2 separate regions of the Homo sapiens genome follow, and region 1 is linked to region 2. A link is a loop called in an ENCODE intact Hi-C map of the cell type or tissue named here. Cell type or tissue: OCI-LY7. All regions are shown on one strand. Links, peaks and the distances in the headings refer to the core of each region. The heading gives the core; the rest is flanking DNA.

What was found. A loop is a pair of places that touch in the nucleus more often than their neighbours do. Peaks named below come from ENCODE experiments on the same cell type or tissue, not always from the same donor. Only the 100,000 strongest peaks of a DNase experiment are listed, where the experiment ranks them.
Region 1: it touches region 2 in a loop (17-fold over the local background); 5 of 110 quality-filtered maps call a loop at or near these places.

The regions. Positions count from the first base shown.
Region 1 is chr13:49,415,242-49,425,311 of GRCh38, reverse strand. The region is part of intron 3 of CAB39L (calcium binding protein 39 like); the gene reads left to right. Among named protein-coding and RNA genes, the nearest start is that of CAB39L, 24 kb to the left of the region's middle. In OCI-LY7, for the core only: a CTCF peak has its summit at 3,668; DNase peaks (open chromatin) are centred at 3,681, 6,271 and 6,911; H3K4me3 peaks cover 2,139 bases; H3K27ac peaks cover 2,226 bases.
Region 2 is chr13:49,843,461-49,853,530 of GRCh38, reverse strand. No RefSeq gene overlaps it. Among named protein-coding and RNA genes, the nearest start is that of KPNA3, 56 kb to the right of the region's middle. In OCI-LY7, for the core only: CTCF peaks have their summits at 5,162 and 5,362 (motif pointing right); a DNase peak (open chromatin) is centred at 5,390; H3K4me3 peaks cover 701 bases.

The DNA.
Region 1 (10,070 bases), core at 629-8,628, 430 kb after region 2:
GCATAAAAAGTTTTTATTTTTCATGTAAAAATAAAAGTTTTCAATATTGAAATTGTCTTTTTCTTCAGGACTCAAATTTTTCTTCTAAGGTAAAGTAAAAAAATGTTCTCCTGTTTAGTTATTTTTTGACTTTTCTTAGGTTTACTTTTTTAACCTCCTGAAATATATTACCATGTGCATTGTGAAATATTAATTCAGATTCATTCTTTTCTAAACTGACATCCTATTTCATTATTTATTTAATTGGAATTGCTTTGTGCTTGTTACATTTTAAATTAGTTTTACTACTGAAAAGTTTTTGGCCGTGTTTTCTGCTTAATGCATTCTTGTGGATTTTGTCAATCGTAGCTTTATAATGGTGTAATTCTGGTGAAATGAACTCAGTACCATTAACTTAAAAATATATAATTTGATATTCCCATCCTCTCATTATAAAATATACATTAAACTTATTTAGAAATTCCTGTCAGGAGCAAATCTCCATATACTTATTTATTCCATAATATATTCATGTATTCCTTTATTTTCCATCATTGGAATTTTTTGACTTTTAAAAACTAAATTAGTGTTCTGAGAAGTTAATTCTCAAGTTTTAAAATAAGTTTTATTTCTTAAAACCATTCTAGATTTACAGAAAAATTGCGAAGATGGTGCAGAGGGTTCCCATATATCCTACAACCAGTTTATTAACTGTTACATATTAACATGTTACAATTAATGAACTAATACTGATACATTTTTACATTATCATTAATTAGAGTCCATACTTTGTTCAAATTGTCTTGGTTTTTACCTAATGAGCCTTTTCTGTTCCAGGATGCCACGTTACATGTAGTCATCATGTCTCCTTAGGCTCCTTTTGGCTGTGACAGTTTTTCAGACGTTCCTTGTTTTTTATGACCTTCACAGTGTTCAGAAGTGTTGGTTAAGTGCTTTGTAAAAGTGTTCCTCAATTTGAACTTGTCTGATGTTTTTCTCTTTATTAGACTGGGGTTACGAGTTTTGAGGAAGATCGCAGAAGCGCAGTGCCATTTTCATCACATACTGTCAATGTGACTTATCACTGTTGATGTTGACCTTGATCACTAGGGTGAGGTAGTGTTGGTGAGGTTTCTCCACAGTCAGGTTTCCATTACCCCTCTTTTCATGCTGCTCTCTGGAAAGAAGTCACGATCTATAACTTACACTCAGGGAGTGGGGAGTTATGTTCCACCTGCTAATTACTTGGAATTCTTCTGCACAGGAGATTGTCTCTTCTCTCCCGTTTATTTATTATTCAATAGCTTATGTCAGTATGGACTTGTTATTCTATTTTTAGAGATTTTTATTGTTAATAGAGTGAAGTTGCTCCCTTTTTCTTTCCTGTCACCAAAGAATAAGAATGCCATTGAAGTTATAACTTAGAAATTTGCCGAACAGATTTTTCTGTGTTTGTCATTTTAGTTAAATTCCTTAACTTTTCTAGGTCTACAATTACTTTTTGTTCTGTTTCACCTTATAGATGATGAGCTCTTTAGCAGTTAATGCTTATTTATGTTTGTGTTCTCCATGTGTTGTACCTGGTATATAGTTCTTGTTCAATAAATGTTGAATAAATGCATTAATAAGGTTGTCGTGTATGGGAAGAGAGTTGCTTACTTGTTTTTATTTTCTGGTTTTTATGAACTTTTACCTTTACAGCAACTTAGGGTCTGACTTCCCTTTCTCTCCTACTAATTTTTACTCTTTTTTTAAAAAATGATTTATTTTATTTTTTGTAGGGATGGGAGTGTTTCTCTGTTGCCCAGGCTGCTCTGGAACTCCTGGCCTCAAGTGATCCTCCCACCTTGGCCTCCCAAAGTGTTGGGATTATAGATGTGAGCCACTGTCCCTGGCCTCTAATTCTTACTCTTAATTCAGAATTAGGTACAGCTGTTCTGCTTGCTTCACTAGAGTTAGGCTTCCAGTAGCTGACCTTTATTATTATATTTTGTGATCTGCACAGGCATCATCTCTTTAAGGCAGTGGTTCTCAAAATGTGGTCATTGGACCAGCAGAATCAACGTCCCCTGGGGACTTGTTTGATATGCCAATTCTCACCTGCCCTAGATTTATTTAATCTGAAATTCTGCGGAAAGGACCCAGTAATCTGTTTCACCTGCCGTCCAGGTGATCCTGATGATACTAATGATAGAGCATCAATGATCTATGGTATAGTCCTTCATGAGTAGCACAGCTGTTTCTTCCTCTTTTTATCCTCACCCAAGCTGTATCACATTTCTGCATTAGGTCTGTGGATTTTGTTTTTTCCTAGTTTTTACGTATAACTTGGAAAAAATTCTGTACACTGAGAATGTAAAAATAACATTTTCTAGTGTTCTTAAAAATGACCTAGTATCATCTCATTCATAAATTATTTTGGTGAGTCTTTCCAGTATATTTTTTAATACTTAAAGATTGACTTTTAAAATGCTTTTGGTCTTGTAAGAATTGCACGGTAACTAATATTAGAGAATAATAAATTTGAGAAGTGCAAGGAATTCATTCCGGTTGCTTCTAATCAACGGTAAGTTTAAGAAATAAAAAAGTAAGGGAAGCCGGGTGCATTTATAGTCCCAGCTATTCAGGAGGCTGAGGTGGGAGGATCACTGAACCTGGGAGTTTGAGACCAGCCTGGGGGACATAGTGAGACTCATCCCTCAAAAAAAAAAAAAATTAAGGGAGAAATACACTTTAAAATTATATTTATTTATTTATTTTGAGACAGAGTCTCGCTCTGTCTCCCAGGCTGGAGTGCAGTGGCACAATCTCAGCTCACTGTAACCTCCACCTCCCAGTTCAAGCCATTCTTCTGCCTCAGCCTCCTGAGTAGCTGGGAAGACAGGCTAATGCCATTATGCCCAACTAACTTTTTGTATTTTTAGTAGAAATAAGGTTTTGCCATGTTGGCCAGGCTGGTCTTGAACTCCTAGCCTCAAGTGATCCACTCACCTGGGCCTCCCAAAGTGCTGGGATTATAGGTGTGAGCCACCACGCCCGGCCAGAAATAAATTTTTAAATGCCGACTTTTCCTTGGGCTAAAATTCCTTGGAAATACTTAACTCTTTCCTTTATCACAAAGTTTATAATTTATAAATTAGTAAAGGCTTTTACTGTATAAGTGCAATGTCAGTGGAGTGTTAATCTGAAGGGCCAGAAGATTTTGAGAGGAAAAGAAAATTGTTGCACAGTCAAGCTGTTTCATCTCAGTGTTGACATCTTTTGATTGTCTTTAATCATTCAGTTTGAGATCTTTATTGGTTCTTGGTATAAGTTATCCCTCTCTCCCCGCCCCCATCAAACAAATGGTATATCTCTTTGTGATTAAATAAGTGATTTTTGACTGAAACTTGGACATTTGTGTATTATTATTATTTTTTGTGTGTATTATGTTATAAGACTCTGGGTCTTACTTAAATCTGTGTTTTAGCAGGCACCCTCCAACACTACTGCTGGGGGTAGACAGGGTTGCCTCATTACCACCAGAGGGGCTTGGTTCTCTCCCTGTTCTCAGTTGACCACCTAGGGGAGGGGGTTTGCTTGTTACTGCTGGGTAGAGGAGGAGGTTCAGGCTCTCCACTAGGCCTCCACTGGTACCCCTCTCATTAGGAGGTAGAGGAGTGCCTTATTACTGCTCTCTGATGGACCTCCACTGACACCATGTGGAGGGGAGGCCTTGGTACTGCTAAGTGGTGGTGAAAGTCCAGCACTCAACAAGTCTCCTCTGGCACCACTCCTGCAGTCGGGGGAGGAGCACCTTGTGACTGATGCGTGGGCTGCAAGTCCAGGCTCCTAAAGTGGTCTCCACTAGCGCAGATGGGAAGGGGGATATTAGATCATGCTCAAGGGGGATGAATGTCCCAACTTTCCCCTTGTTCCCCATTTAGGGAAAGAGCTTGGGGTGCCTCCTCTTACAGCCAGACAGGGATGGAAGTCTAGGCTTTCCACTTGGTTTTTGCTGGTGGGGGTCGGGTGGAGTTTCACTTTTTTCTGTGGTGTTTGTCTGGAGTTATTTATTGCCTTTAAGTTTTCTGTCTTGCTGCCCCTTTCATGTTCCTTTGGCTAGAGAAAGCAGTCTTTTTCCAGGGGCGGGCAGAGAGGGGAGGCAGTTTCTTTGCACTTGGTGTTCCTGGGTTGCTGGCTTCACCAGTATCCAGAGTGGGATATAGAAAGCAAAAATAAGAAAATTCAGGATATCATTACCATGTTTTCTCCTGGGTCCTGAGGTCCCTAGCCAGTTTGTCGTCTCTCCACCTTTCAGAATCCTTTTGGTTTTAGTTGAAATATAATGTACAGATATTTTGCTCACTAGTTCAGATCTTATTCTTTGCCCTTAGATATGATTATTATTTTTTTCTTCATGCAGATGTGTTCTTCGCTTGCTAAATTTATTTCTAAGTCCCTTAGAATTTACTGTTATATTAAATGTAATAATTTTTTTTCTGCTTTGTAGTTCTACTTACTGATTCTTGACCTTATATGCAGCTATCTTTCAAATTCTCGTAATTCCAACAGTAATACTGATGCTTAGCATTTCTAATAAAGTTAGAATAATGGGTGTTCTAGAATTCTAGGATACATTAATTCTATCTCAATAAAGCAAACACATTTTATATAATAAACATAATGTACATGGCTTTTGGTTTTACTTAGAAGAATAAAGAAAAATATGTCTACCCAGAAGCCCCTACTTGCATTTTATTGTCCAGGACTAAGTCACACTGACTCCTTTAGCTGACATTCCAGCTACTTGGGAAGCTGAGGCGACAGCCTGGAAAATTGAGCTTTTATACTGTTTGGCAAAGTGATGAAATAAACAGCGTTTTGTTAGGGAAGAAGTGGAGAACAGATATTGGAAGGCAATTAGCTGTCTCTAATACATTGATAAAATATATAACTATAACTGCAAAATGCTAATAACCCAGCAGAGGAGTAGATTTGGGAACATAAGATGAAAAAGTCAACAAGGTGAGGATAAATGAAGTTGTATCATTAAAGTATATTTATGCATTATTTTTCAGAACTGAATTTACTTACATAGAGAAATATGGCAAGACAAATCTATATGTTAGCCTACTTGTCAGTTCATTGGGGCCTCCTTTTTTTCTTGACAGTGCTGTAGAAATATTAATAAAATCTTGTACATTAAAGAATATTAAAATAATTGTCCTTTCACAGATATCTAAATGGATGTCTGCAACTTCCTTAAACTTGTCATCCTCTAATCTAAAGTTAATGCGTTTAATATAATATTTCTTATTTTATGATGGCTGTGATTGAATAATGTGTTTAAAACCTGGACAAATTGAAACATAGAATGAATTTAATTAATCCTATTTACTGTTTATTGATTCTTTTGACTTAAGTACTGGGATTGCTGATCTTGGCCCTGGATTTTAGAGATAGCTTGCTCTTTTGCAACTGTGGCATTCTTCTATATGATATGGAATAAAAGAAGGAAAAAAAGTAGTTTGAGCTCTTTGTTCAGATTTGGCGGGGTGGGGAGGGGAAGGTCATAAAATCCCGGTTAAAGTTTTCTAGATCCACCATCTCTTGCAAAATATGAACCAAATAGATTAAAATAATAAAGTTTGGGGTTTTTGTTGTTGTTGTTTTGCCAATTGACAGTACTGAAGCTGAATTTGAAAACTGTGATTCAAGCACTGGAAATTTTACATTTTGAATTTCATTTCTTCTTCTTCCTATTTTTTGAGACAGGGTTTCTTTTCTCTCTGTTGCCCAGGCTGCAGTGCAGTGGTATGATCTTGACTCACTGCAGCCTTGACCTCCCGGGCTCAAGCAGTCCGCCCACCTCAGTCCTCTGAGCAGCTGGGACTACAGGCATATGCCACCACATGTGGCTAATTTTTGTATTTTTTTGAGAGACAGGGTTTTGCCATGTTGCTCAGGCTGGAATTTCATATTTTTTAGTGGAATAGAACTTTATGATTCAAAGGAGGAAAATAAGCTTTTGAAGAACTTTTGAAAGACTTGATATTTATCGAATAGTTCTTTGAAAATATTTTGATGACTAAGGGTGGTTCACGCCTGTAATCCCAGCACTTTGGGAGGCCGAGGCGGGTGGATCACTTGAGGTCAGGAGTTCGAGACCAGCCTGGCTAACATGGTGAAACTGCGTCTCTACTAAAAATACAAAAATTAGCCAGGCATGGTGGCATGCACCTGTAATCACAGCTACTCAGGAAGATGAGGCAAGAGAATCACTTGAACCTGGGAGGGAGAGGTGGCAGTGAGCCGAGATCGCACCACTGCACCCAGCATGGGCAACAGAGTGAGACTCCATCTCAAAAAACAAAACATTTTGATGAATAAAATGTAAATTAATTAAAAACATAAGGTTCTTTTCAAATATACATGAGGTGAAAGAGTAAAAAGCACATGGCAAAATGATGCTTTTAAAATATGTTTGCTTGGCTGGGCGTGGTGGCTCATGTCTGTAATTCCAGCACTTTAGGAGGTCTAGGTGAGTAGATCACTTGAGGTCAGGAGTTTGAGACCAGCCTGGCCAACATGGTGAAACCCCGGGCTGTACTAAAACTACAATTAGCCGGGCATGGTTGCACATGCCTGTAATCCCAGCTACTCAGGAGGCAGAAGAATCGCTTGAACCTAGGAGGGGAAGGTTGCAGTGAGTTGAGATCATGCCACTGCACTTTAGCCTGGGTGACAAGAGCGAGACTGTGTCTCAAAAAAATAAATAAACAAAATGTGTTTGCTTTATTGAGATAGAATTAATGTATCCTAGAATTCTAGAACACCCATTGAAGTGTACAAGTCAGTAGTTTTTAGTATGTTCACAGAGTTGTGTAACTATCCTCACAATTATTTTAGAACCCTTTCATCTTCCTGCAAAGCAGCTCTGTAACCCTTAGCAGTCACTTCCCCTTTCCTCTCAACCCTCCTAACTCTAGACAACTATGAACCTATTTTATGTCTCTGGATTTGCCTATTCTGGACATTTTATATGAATGGAATCATACAATATGTGACCTTTTGAGACTGGCTTCTTAGCATAGTGTTTTCACCCATATTGTATTATGTATCAGGACTTCATTCCTTTTTTTGCCAAATAATGTTCCATTTTATGAATGTACCACATTTATCCATTCAGCAGTTAATGGACATTTTTTTTTCTACTTTTGGGGTATTATGGATAATGCTGCTTTGAACATTCATGTATAAGTTTTTGTATGGGTGTATGTTTTCATTTCTCTTGGATATAAACCTAGGAGTGGGATTGCTGGGTCATACGGTGGCTGTGTTTAATTTCTGAGGAACTATTGACCTGCTTCTAAAGCAGCTGCTCCATTTTACATTTTTACCAGCAATGTTTGAGAGTTCCAGTTTCTCTACATTTTTGCCAGTGCTTAGTATGTCTTTTTCATTATAGCCATCCCTAGTGGGTATTCTCACTTTCTGAATATTTAGCATAATGACTTGCAGGGTTTTTTTTAACTCAGATTTTAATTTCTGGATTGAAAACATGGGATAAGAATTCTGCCTGTAAGCACTGCTGAAAACTTCTTGGGGAAAACATAAGAGGCTATTACAGTTTTATTTCAGTCTTCCCCTGATAGAATATCCCCATCCTCTTAAGCTCCCAAAGGTGTATTTTATTGTTATTTTCTCTTTCCTTTCCCTGAAGGTTTTTGCTTCCGTTATTTGCTTCTGTTATTTGCTTCTGCCAGGTGCCTGAGTCCAATTTAGATAATATTTTTAATATCGTTAACATATTATTCTATTGTTTATTTACATTACAGGACATGTTGGCTTCACTGTAGAAGGAAAATGTAATTTCTATCTGGTACAGTAGTGTTAAATAGTTAAGTTGGGTATGTTAGTCATATTTGCGGGAATTAGTTGGGGTTTTTGGATGGCCTGGCAATGCATGATTGTTTTCCTCATTTAAAATAGGCAGACTGCAAGTAGGCAGATGATACAAATAGGAGTAAAGGAAGTGTTCTGAAATTGAATTGCAGCGTTGATTACACAACTCTCCTCAATCCCCTAAAATCATTGGCTGGTATACTCAAATAATGAAATTTTGTGGTATGTAAATGATATCTCAATAAGGCTATTTTAAAAATTGGAATATAAAGTGCCCACTATCTCAAAATTAACTATTCAACACTAATCAGGAATGGATTACTATCCAACCATTATCTTAATCAGGAGTGGATTGGGTTCAGATAAGAGCCAGTGAGATTTTAGATGCCAACATAAACTGTGAGATCTAATTCAAATATCTATTTAGGCATCAAAGAGAAACACCAAATTACTATAGACTAACATTTGCTTGGTTCTATGTAGAAGATTTTGAGATTATCAGTTTTCTTTTTCTGCTTCTAACAAGAGCATCAGGATACGTAGGACCTCTTGACCTTCTCTTACATCTTACCTAATTCTCAGTGTGTGTTTTTCCTCCTCAGTAGGCACATTAATAATAATAATCTTAGCTAATATTTATACAGTGCTCACTGTGTACCAGGCACTATTCTGAGTACTTTATACATTAATTCATTTAATCCTTATAATAATCCTATGACATAGGTATGTTATTTCCATTTTACATATGAGGAAATAGGGGCCCAGAGAGGTTAAGTAATTTGTCCAGGCACCTTGTAAGTTGCAGAGGCAGTACGTGAAGTCAGGTAGGAGGCTCCAGAGCCAGTTTTCTTCATGACTAGATACTCCGTTACATAGTGCCTACAGGTCCAGGGGAAGAAAGCACTGTCTCCTTGTCAGCATTGTTCAAACTGTGGCTTTCCACTCACTAGTAGGTCATAAAATCAGTTTGCTGAGCTGTAATCCACAGTTTAAAAATATTAAATTGAATAGCATAGACAATATCAGACTGCATCAGATGTGGTAAGAGCAGTTGTTTTGTGAAACTTTTGCTTTACTTGCACACATGTTAGCTTGTTACTGGGGTTTTTGTGTTAGCCGTATTTTTTGTTGTGGGTCAGGGGCAAGGTTTGAAAGCACATTCTGTAGAAGGGCAATAGTTCTTCTATTTGGAATCATAGGCCACTGGCTCTACTTTTTCTAAAGCCAGTAACAGAGTGACATGTTCTGTCCTCACTACAACCCAGTTTAGTTGCACCTCCCCATCCATGAACAGTGAGACAGTTGGGGTAAAAGCAAGACTTTCCAGAAGATGTGGTTCAGCATAAATGCTCTTTGCTTGTTAGGAAAGTCAGTAGTAAAGTTGAACATGTCAGAGTAAGCCTGAGTGAGCTTCTTTCTGAGAGAAAGCATTATTTGCTTTGTAGGACAAAAAACACAATGAAAACCAAAAAACTCCAGTTCTGTCTTTATGAGCTTCCCCACTCATCATCTAAAAGTCAGCACTTCCTCTCTGTTTTTCCTTATGATTAGAGACAAAAGGCATAGTAGAAAACAGGAAAGTAATTTATAATTTTTAAAAAATTAGTTGGAGATTTATTAACAAATATTTGTTGAGTGCCTACCGTGTACAAAGCATTATTTTAGGTGCTGAGGATGAAGCAGTGAGCAAAACACACCAACATCCTGCCCTCACAAAGCTCACATTCTAGTGTCACTAAAGTTGTTCTGTATGAGGTCCAAATCAGCACCCTTCCTGTGCCCTTAAAACTTTACTCAACATGGGGTTATAATGGAAACTCAGAAGTCTATAGGCTTCACCAGTACCATAGTGTAGAGTGTATAGATCATAAATATATCAGAGCCCACATTTTTAATTTTATTTTAATTTAATTTTTTTTTTTTCCAAGACAGAGTCTTGCTCTGTCACCCAGACTGGAGTGCAGTGGCACGATCTTGGCTCACTGCAGCCTCTGCCTCCCAGATTCAAGTGATTCTCCTGCCTCAGCCTCCTGAGTAGCTGGGATTACAGGTGTGTACCACCACACCCCGCTAATTTTTGTATTTTTTTTTTTAGTAGAGAAGGGGTTTCACCATATTGGCCAGGCTGGTCTTGAACTCTTGACCTCATGATCCACCCACCTCAGCTTCCCAAAGTGCTGGGATTACAGGTGTGAGCCACCGCG
Region 2 (10,070 bases), core at 1,484-9,483:
ATTATTGTGTCTATGAGTTCTCTTTTTCTTTAGTCTTGGCTATTCTTTTAAGTCAAAGAAATTTTACCGGTGTACTTGGTCATCTTTACTTTACATATCTCTGGCAGTATCTACTAGATTTACTCTCCCTTTATTTAAGCCTTTCATCTAAAATAGTTTTCAGCATAGCCTTTGTGTGGTAAATCTTCTGAGAACTTCTGTGCCTGATAATATTTTTTTTTATCATGCCCTTATCTTTGAATGGCCAACTGGATATAAAAATAGAGGATGGGCAGGGCATGGTGGCTCACGCCTGTAATCCCAGCATTTTGGGAGGCCAAGGCAGGTGGATCACCTGAGGTCAGGAGTTCGAGACCAGCCTGGCCAACATGGTGAAACCCCATCTCTACTAAAATTACAAAAATTAGTCGGGCCTGGTGGCACACACCTGTGGTCCCATTTACTTGGGAGGCTAATCCAGGAGAATTGCTTGAACTCAGGAGGTGGAGGTTGCAGTGAGTGGAGATTGCACCACCAGGCTCCAGCCTGGGCAACAGAGCGAGACTCTTATCTCAAAAAAATAAATAGGCCAGGCGCAGTGGCTCACACCTGTAATCCCAGCACTTTGGGAGGCCGAGGTGGGAGGATCACGAAGTCAAGAGATCAAGACCATTCTAGTCAATATAGTGAAACCCTGTCTCTACTAAAAATACAAAAATCAGCTGGTCGTGGTGGTGCACACCTGTAGTCTCAGCTACTCAGGAGGCTGAGGCAGCAGAATTGCTTAAACCCAAGAGGCAGAGGTTGCAGTGAGCCAAGATCGTGCCGCTGCACTCCAGCCTGGCAACAGAGCGAGACACTGTCTCAAAAATAAATAAATAAATAAATAAATAAATAAATAAATAAATAAATAAAATTGAGGATGGTTTCTTTGCCTTTATTATTTTGAGAATACCATACCATTCCTCCACCATTTTTTTCTTTTCTTTTTTCTTTTTTTTTTTCCCTTTTTCTTTCTCTTATTTTTTTTTTTTAGAAATGGAGTCTCATGCTATTGCCCAGGCTGGAATGCAATACTATAATCATAGCTCTCTACAGCCGCAAACTCCTGGGCTCAAGAGATCCTCCCACCTGAGCATCCTGAGTAAGCTAGGCCTATAGGAGTGCACTATTGTGCCCGGCTAATTTAAAATATTTTTTTAGAGATGGGGTCTCACTATGTTGCTCAGGCTGGTCTCAAACTCCTAGTCTCAAGCAATCTTCCCATCTCACCCTCTGGAGTAGCTGGGATTACAGGTGTGAGCCACTATGCCCAGCTCATTCCACTGTTTTCTTACATCAGTTGTTGCTGTTAAAAAATCTGATGTCAGGCCGGGCCTGGTGGCTCACGCCTGTAATCCCAGCACTTTGGGAGGCCAAGGTGGGCAGATCACCTGAGGCCAGCAGTTCAAGACCAGCCTGACCAATATGGTGAAACCCTGTCTCTACTAAAAATACAAAAAAAAATTAGCCAGGCATGGTGGCAGGTGCCTGTAGTCCCAGCTGCTCAGGAGGCTGAGACAGGAGAATTGCTTGAACCTGGCAAGTGGAGGTTGCAGTGAGCAGAGATTGTGCCACTGAACTCCAGCCTGGGTGACAGAGTGAGACTCTGTCTCAAAAAAAAAAAAAAATCTGATGTCAATCTGACTTCAGTCCTCTTTTTGTGATGTTCTCTTTCTCTTTATAATCTTTTAGAATTTTCCTTGAATTCTTTTTTTTGTTGTTGTTGGGTTTTTTTGTTTGTTTGTTTGAGATGATGTCTTGTTCTGTCACCCAGGCTGGAATGCAGTGGTGAAATCACAGTTTACTGCAGCCCCACCCTCCTGGGCTCAAATGATCCTCCCACCTCAGCCTTTTGAGTAGCTGAGACTACAGGCATGCATCACCATGCCTAATTTTTAAAACTTTTTGTAGAGATGGGATCTCACTTTGTTGCCTATGCTGGTCTTGAACTCCTGGGCTCAAGTGATCCTCCTGCCTCAGCCTCCCAAAGTGCTGGGATTAAAGGTGTGAGCCACCATGTCCAGCCTTGAAATTCTTAATTTTACTATAAAATGTTCTGGTGTGGATTTTTTCTTATCTTTTTTCTATAACCTTTTTTATCTTTCTTTCATCTTTTTACAGTTATGGAAGATTATCTCATTTTTCTTCAAACATTTCTTTCTGTTCATTTTTCTTCTTTCTAGAATTCTTATTACCTAGATGTTAGTACTTCTGTCTTCCACATAACCTAGTTTTTTCTTTATATTTTATACGTCTTTGTTATTTTCTTATCTCTTCTGAAAGATTTCCTCCGCCTGGTCTTCCAAGTTGACAATTAGTTTTGCAGCTCTATCCATTTTGTTGTTTATCCATGTGATGTGTTCACTTCAACTATGATATTTTACTTATCTAATATTGCTTTTTTATGTTTTCTTGTTCTTATCTACATTGTCATTATCTTCTTTTATCTCTTTTTGTATATTTATTAGGCCAATATCACATTATCTATGCAACTGTTTTTATATATATAGTTGGATTCTGTAATCTAAAATGCTATGTTTCATTTCACATAGTTGTGATTCTGAAATCTGCTACTTTGACCTGTGAATTCATGTTTTCCTGAAGGTATATGCTCCTTTTCTGGGGAACACATATAGGGAAAGGCCAGTCCTAATTAGCTCATTCCCAGTCAGCCCCAGTTAGCTCTGAGGGTGAGAATGGATGAAGCCCAAGGGGGAGAAACAAGCCAGGGCACAAGGAAACCACTGTCATTTACTCTCCACCTCACAACACAATGGGGTCAGAGCTTCACTCTGCCTTCCAGGGCACTCAGCATTCGGAGGAGACCTTGTTGGACTGTCATGTGCCAGCTCTGGGGGTTTGGTGGGAAGGGGAACTGATACCCCAAGGTAATTCGTCCTCACCTCATGCACAACTATTAAATTTAAGGTTGTGAATGTGATTTGATGCCCTTATGTGGTATCACTGGAAGGCAAATCCCTGGATGATTATCCATCATTGGGCACTATTTGCACTAATATTCTCCCCCAGTGGGTACCATGAAATCCTCCTTTTCCAGAAACATCACTTTTTCAAGAGTTCCCCTATTCCAATCCCATCCCTTTGCACTTCTTCCCTTGTGATTCTTCTCCCTCCTTTTCTTCTTCAGATATTTGTTAAGGGCCTAATGTGTGTCATGTACTAGGCTGTGAGTCTGACATGTGTGAAGAGCAGATGTGCTTGAAGAATAAGAAAAATAGGCCTGTTGTGGTGGCTCACGCCTGTAATCCCAGCACTTTGTGGGGCTGAGGCAGGCGGATCACGAGGTCAGGAGTTTGAGACCAGCCTGGTCAATATAGTGAAACCCATGTCTACTAAAAATACAAAAATTAGCCAGGTGTGGTGGCAGGCGCCTGTAATCCCAGCTGCTCAGGAGGCTGAGGCAGAAGACTCACTTTAACCCAGGAGGCAGAGGTTGCAGTGAGCCAAGATCATGCCACTGCACTCCGGCCTGGGCAAAAGAGCGAGACTCCATCTCAAAAAAAAAAAAAAAAGAATAAGAAAAATAGAAACCGAAATGGAGCCAAGATTGCAGAACTAAAGACAAATTGGGCCTCCTTTCCCTGGCAGCGAAGCAAGGAGAGGGCTTATCCTTCCTCTGAGGTGGAGCCTATCAAATGGTGATGGGAAGGTGCTCTAAGTCAATGGTTCTAATCTTGACCTCTCCTTAGAACCACCTGAGGAGTTTTTTTTTTTTAATCCAGTGTCTATACACATTTAATTGGCACAACTATGTCAACTATGTGCCAATTAAATCGTAATCTCTTGAGGTGAACTCAAAACCATATATACATACACACTTTTTTTTTTTTTTTTGAGACGGAGTCTCACTGTATCGCCCAGGCTGCAGTTCAGTGGCACCATCTCAGATCATTGCAACCTCCACCTCCTGAGCTCAAGCAATTCTCATGCCTCAGCCTCCTGAGTAGGTGGGATTACAGGCGTGTGGCACCACACCTGGCTAATTTTTGTATTTTTAGTAGAGAAGGGGTTTCACTATGTTGGCCAGGCTGGTCTCGAACTCCTAACCTCAGGTGATCCACCCGCCTCGGCCTCCCAAAGTGCTGGGATTACAGGCATGAGCCACCACGCCTGGCCCATCAATATATTTTTTAAAATTCTCCAGGAAATCCAATATACATCCACGTTTAAGAAGCACTGCTTGAATATACAGGTAACCATCAGGCTTGGGATCAGGAGTTATGGGTTAAATCCTGTTATAGGGCCAGGTGCAGTGGCTAATGCCTGTAATCCTAGCATGTTTGAGGGCCGAGGTGGGAGGATCACTTGAGCTCAGGAGTTCAAGATCAGCCTGGGCAACATAGCGAGACCTCATCTCTAAAAAAAAGAAATTAAAAAAAATCCTGTTATGAGTTGAATTACTTTCCTGAAATTTTATATGTAGAGGTTCTAACCCCTACACCTCAGAATGTGACCTTATTTAGAGCAGAATCTTTACAGAGGTAATCCAATTAAAGTGAGGTTATTAGGATGGGCCATAAGCCACCCATGTTTAGGTCATTACAGCAGCCCTAAGTGTACTAATACAAATCCTGAGGTAGCCACGTAGCCATGATTCCACTGTGTGCAATAACTTTCCTGAGAGTGCTTCACCATCTTATCAGAAAAACAATATTTAAACTCTCACTCACAGGTTACCGAGAGGTTTTTTGTTTTTGTTTTTGTTTTTTTGAAACAGTCTCGCTCTGTTGCCCAGGTTGGAGTGCAATGGCACAATCGTGGCTCACTGCAGCCTCAAATCTCCTGGGCTCAAGCAATCCTCCCACTTCAGCATCCCTAGTAGCTGGGGCCACATGGGGCCACAGGCGTGTGCCACCATGCCCAGCTAACTTTTTAATTTTTGTAGAGAGGGGTCTCACTGTTGCCTAGTTGGTCTTGAACTCCTGAACTCAAGCGGTCCTCCCTCCTCAGCCTCCCAAAGTGCTGGGATTACAGGCGTGAGCCACCGTGCCCGGTCTTACTGAGAGGTTTAAATGGGTAAAGTAAGTGAAAGCATCCTGCACAGAGATAGGAACGTAGTAGGTGCTCAGTAAATGTTTGTTAAATCTGAGTCTTTCCTGCCCAAAGAAACTTTTCCAGTTTAGCCCACCGTGGTCAGTTCAGCAGCCTGAGGATGCAGGCTAGTGCAACCGGATCCCCTCTATGGCTCCCAAAAAAGATGGAACAGCCTTTGTCCGCTCTAGTAAAGGGAAAGGGAAAGGTAGCCCCCTTTCCATGCAGTGCATCGGCTTAGGGCGCCCCAACGCTTTTCATTCAGCCTTGTCTTTGAAGCAACTTTTGAAGCCGACCACTAGAGGGCGGACAGTCTCCACAACCCGCAGCGGCGCTCGGCCGCGCTGTCAAGGAAAAAACGCGAGGGCTACTCCGGCTGCGGGCGGTGCTCGCCCCCTGTTATCCTCCACCGTCCCCGCAAGCCGTTTCCAGACAGTAATGCCGAGCGGGCGAGGTTCTCTGCGTGCCGGCGCGGCCCCGAACGTGCCCTGACGCCCAGTGTGCTACTTCACTTACTCTGAACAGTCCTATTGTTCCTCCCAGGTGAGTAAATTAAGGCTCAGAGACATTAAGCAAACGGCCGAGGGTCACACAGCTATGGGAATTAAATCCAGGCAGTGACACATGTCTGCCTGACTCCAAAACCAGCAAACACTTGTGGTCAAAATGAGCCCCGATGCCCAGCCCTACTTGCAGACCTACTCAGAGGCCCAGCAAGAGACCCCAGAAGCAAGGAGGATCAGAAGAGCCTCTGTTACCCTCCCTTCTCTCTCCGGAACCCCACTGCCGCTGCCACAGCCCTAAACCAGTGTTTGCCTCCACTGGTCATCTTTTTTACTGCCCTAACCTAGTCTGAAAATGAAGATGTTAAAGTAATTCCTTTTGTTTTTCTTTTCTCCCCCTTTGTATCCGTGAGGATGATCGATTTTTGCAGCCACTCCAAAGGAGTACTTAGGATGGTTTAGAAGCGGGTTTTAATTGCTTACTGCCTCTCCATTGAAGGAGCCAGGACCCATAAAAAAAAACAAAAACAGTGGTAACTACATGTACTCGGCTGCTGGTATCTACACTGCGGGGCAGTGGGAGAGGTGTTCCCCCAAGACATAGCCTTTCATGCCAGAAAAACTAACCAATTTGAAGTTCTATATCACTGAACTTGTATTTGGAGGCAGTCCAGGGGATATTCTGCATCTTCTTCCGGCAATCACCCATCCATCCCTCCCTCCCTCCCTCTCATGCAAGGCTCTGTGCTGTGGCTGTGGAGAGATGGCCCCAGCTAGATGTCTTTCCACCGGACATTTGTGATCCAGCACAGTGAAGCTCACTCTCAGGAGAACTGGTACCAAGAGCACGATCAGAAAACCCTTTTTTTTTTTTTTTTTTTTTTTTTCGACAGAGTCTTGCTCTATAGGCGCCCGCCACCACACCCAGCTAATTTTTTGTATTTTTAGTAGAGAAGGGGTTTCACCATTAGCCAGGATGCTCTCGATCTCCTCACCTCGTGATCCACCCGCCTCGGCCTCCCAAAGTGCTGGGATTACAGGCGTGAGCCACCGCGCCCGGCCGGCAATTCTTTTTAAGAGGATTAAAGCGATTGAGTAACACATGGGGAGGCTGGGATTCTGTTGTGCTAAACAATCCTGGGCCTGGGGACAAGGCCCTTGGTTTCTGTGTATATGAGATAAGGAACATGGGCTCCTTCCTGGCTCGGCCGATCTCTCATGTCACATGCTGGTATCATCGACTACCAGTCTTGAAACTCCTCTAATCGCTCTCCCGCCTGCACCAAAGTTCACAAGGCATAATGCTGTTCGTGTGCAAAATGAACTGTATTAAGACCCCTGGGCCGGGCGCGGTGGCTCACGCCTGTAATCCCAGCACTTTGGGAGGCTGAGGCGGATGGATCATGAGATCAGAAGATCGAGACCGTCCTGGCTAACACGGTGAAACCCCGTTTCTACTAAAAATACAAAAACAAAATTAGCCGGGTGTGGTGGCCGGCGCCTGTAGTCTCAGCTACTCGGGAGGCTGAGGCAGGAGAATCGCGTGAACCCAGGAGGCGGAGCTTGCAGTGAGCCGAAATTGCGCCACTGCACTCCAGCCTGGGAGACAGAGCGAGACCCCGTCTCCAAAAAAAAAAAAAAAAAAAAATACCCCTGGAAAAGAGACCCCAGGGCTGTGGCAGCCTCCTTCCCCTCCCCTCTGTGCATTTGTTCTTTTGTTTTGTTTTGCTTTTTTGAGACCGAGTCTCACTCTGTTACTCAGGCTGGACTACAGTGGCATGATCCTGGCTCACTGCAAGCTCTGCCTTCCAGGTTCAAGCAATTCTCCTGCCTCAGCCTCCCAAGTAGCTGGGATTATAGGTGCCTGCCACCACACCCGGCTAATTTTTGTATTTTCAGTAGACATAGGGTTTCACCATGTTAGCCAGGCTGGTCTTGAACTCCTGACCTCAGGTGATCTGCCTGCCTCAGCCTCCCAAAGTGCTGGGATTACAGGCGTGAGCCACTGCGCCCAGCCCCTCTGTGCATTTGTTCTATAGGTTAGAGGACGCAAGGAGTCCACCTTCCTCTGGAGCCCTCCCTGGGCCCTTAGTTCTTCCATCATTTCTGTTGAAAGATTTCACCACCAAATATCTAAGCAAATAGTATTGGGTGCCATGGAAGGTTGAGACATTAGAAAGCTGCTTGTGAATAAAAGTCATAAGAGCAGAGCAGAAAGTCCATAGAACAATTCCTGTGCCTTGGGTAGGGTCAACTGAATCTGATCCTTAAGCCCCAGCCTTTGGCATCCTTCCCTTGTCCAGCTAAGCTCCCTTTTCCCAGGCTTGATGACCGGTGCCCTAACCCTGCCCATCCAAAGCTGCTTGCAAGAGCAGGGAGACTACAGCATCACAGGCAGGCACAAACAGTCAGGTGCTGGCTCTGCCCTCCACGAGCTCTATGAATTTGGGTAAGTCCCCTGGTCTCTGAGCCCAATGTCCTCATCTATAAAGTGAGCATAGCAATATCTAGTGCACAAGACTCCTTCAAGGCATATGAAATAGTGGATATGAAACACCAGCACGTAGTACACAGTAAATAAAAGGTAGGTATTTTTTGTAGTGTTACCATTCCAGGTGTACTGCAATTTTATAGGCAAAAGTTTCAGTCAAAGGATTGACCTCATACAGTGAATTGAAGGCCATAACCAGGAAGGAAAGTGTGTTTAAAGAGATTGGTCGTCTTTCTACTGCCATCACATGATAGCAGGTGGGCAGCTACCAGCAAAAAAAGCAGTTTTGATAATAGAATATTAGAATAATTATTAGATTATTTGGAATACTGCTGCACTTACATTGAAACAATTTTAGAATTATCAATAAATTTGGATTTGCATTGGCTCATTTGGCTCTAACAGTGTACCCTGTAAGTAGTTCAGGCAGATATCATAATCCCTGTTAAGACATGCAGAAACGGCTGGGTGCGGTGGCTCACGCCTGTAATCCCAGCACTTTGGGAGGCAGAGGTGGGTGTATCACAAGGTCAGGAGTTTAAGTCCAGCCTGGCCAAGATGGTGAAACCCCATCTCTACTAAAAATACGAAAAAATTAGCCGGGCAGGGTGGCAGGTGCCTGTAATCCCAGCTACACAGGAGGCTGAGGCAGAGAATTGCTTGAAGCCAGGAGGCAGAGGTTGCAATGAGCGGAGATCATGCCACTGCACTCCAGCCTGGGCAACAGAGTGAGACTCTGTCTCAAAAAAAAAAAAAAAAATCAGAAACAAAATAAATAAGTAATAAAATAAAATAAAAACAAAGAAATGTAGAAACAGGCTCACAGAGGTGAAATGACTGGTGGGAAAAGACTTAACCCCAGGGGCTGATTCCTCTGGATTCCAAGCTCAGTGTGCTTTCCACCATGCCCTCAATTGCAAGTGTGTAATATTGGCAAGCTTAACTGGACCACAGAGAGCCACTGTGTGTCATTGTCACGACATGTCCCAGAGCCATCAGCGCAGCTTTCCTCCAGGAGCATGTCTTGCATTTCTCCTGGGAACTACGGCGGAATATAGTTCTTGCCCACAGCGTTACTTTCCAGCCAGCTTCTCTGGAACACATGTGCCCCATGCTGCGGACAGAACCAAACTCTTGATCTTGCCCTGCCCCTCGGCTCCTCCTCCAGCCTTCCCCGTGCCTTTGGGGTACAGGAAACTCCCAACAGTCCACTTCCTCCTCCCAGAAACCTGGTGCTTCCCACTCCTTCCCTGCTACACTTTGCTACCCTGTCCTTATTCTTCCCCTAACAAGCTGTAGCTTCATCCACTCCCTCTCGACTGCCATAATTCTGTGACCATTTTCGTTTGACTTCAGCTTGCATCAGAATCACTGGGGGAGCTTGTTAAAACTCCAATGGCAGGGCCCCCACCCCGAGTTTCTGACTCAGTAGATCTGAGGTGGGACCCCAAAATGTACATTTCTAGCAAGTTCTCAGTGATGCTGATGCTGCTGGTCTGGGGTCCACCCTTTGACAACCTCAGTCTAAGTAACTGTAATAGCCTCCTAATGCCACCGAACCTCCCTCCAATCCATTCTCTATACAGTAGTCCAAGAGATCTTTTCAAAATCTAGCTGGATCATGTAACTTCCTTGCCTAGAACCCTTCCTTGCCTAACCCACTTCACTTAGGAGGGAGACTATGTCTGTCTTCTGTCCCAGTGCCTTGTAGATGCTGCACAAAGCTCTCTTGAAATTCATGTCATCAGACTAAAATCCTGCCTCCCTCCTGGTTACTGTCACCTGCCAGTACCCTGGTCATTCCTCCTTGTCCCTTACAGACTTGAGCATTGGGCTCACTGCTTTCATTTTGACCATCTACTAGTGTCACTCTTTGGAGAGTGATCCGTCTGACACCTTGGCCTCTCCGTTCCTTGACCTTTGTGCCTCAAATGATCTTGAGCCTCCTACTCTGGAGGTCACTTGCTTGACCTTGTCATCGCCAATGACCGTGTCGCCCCTTA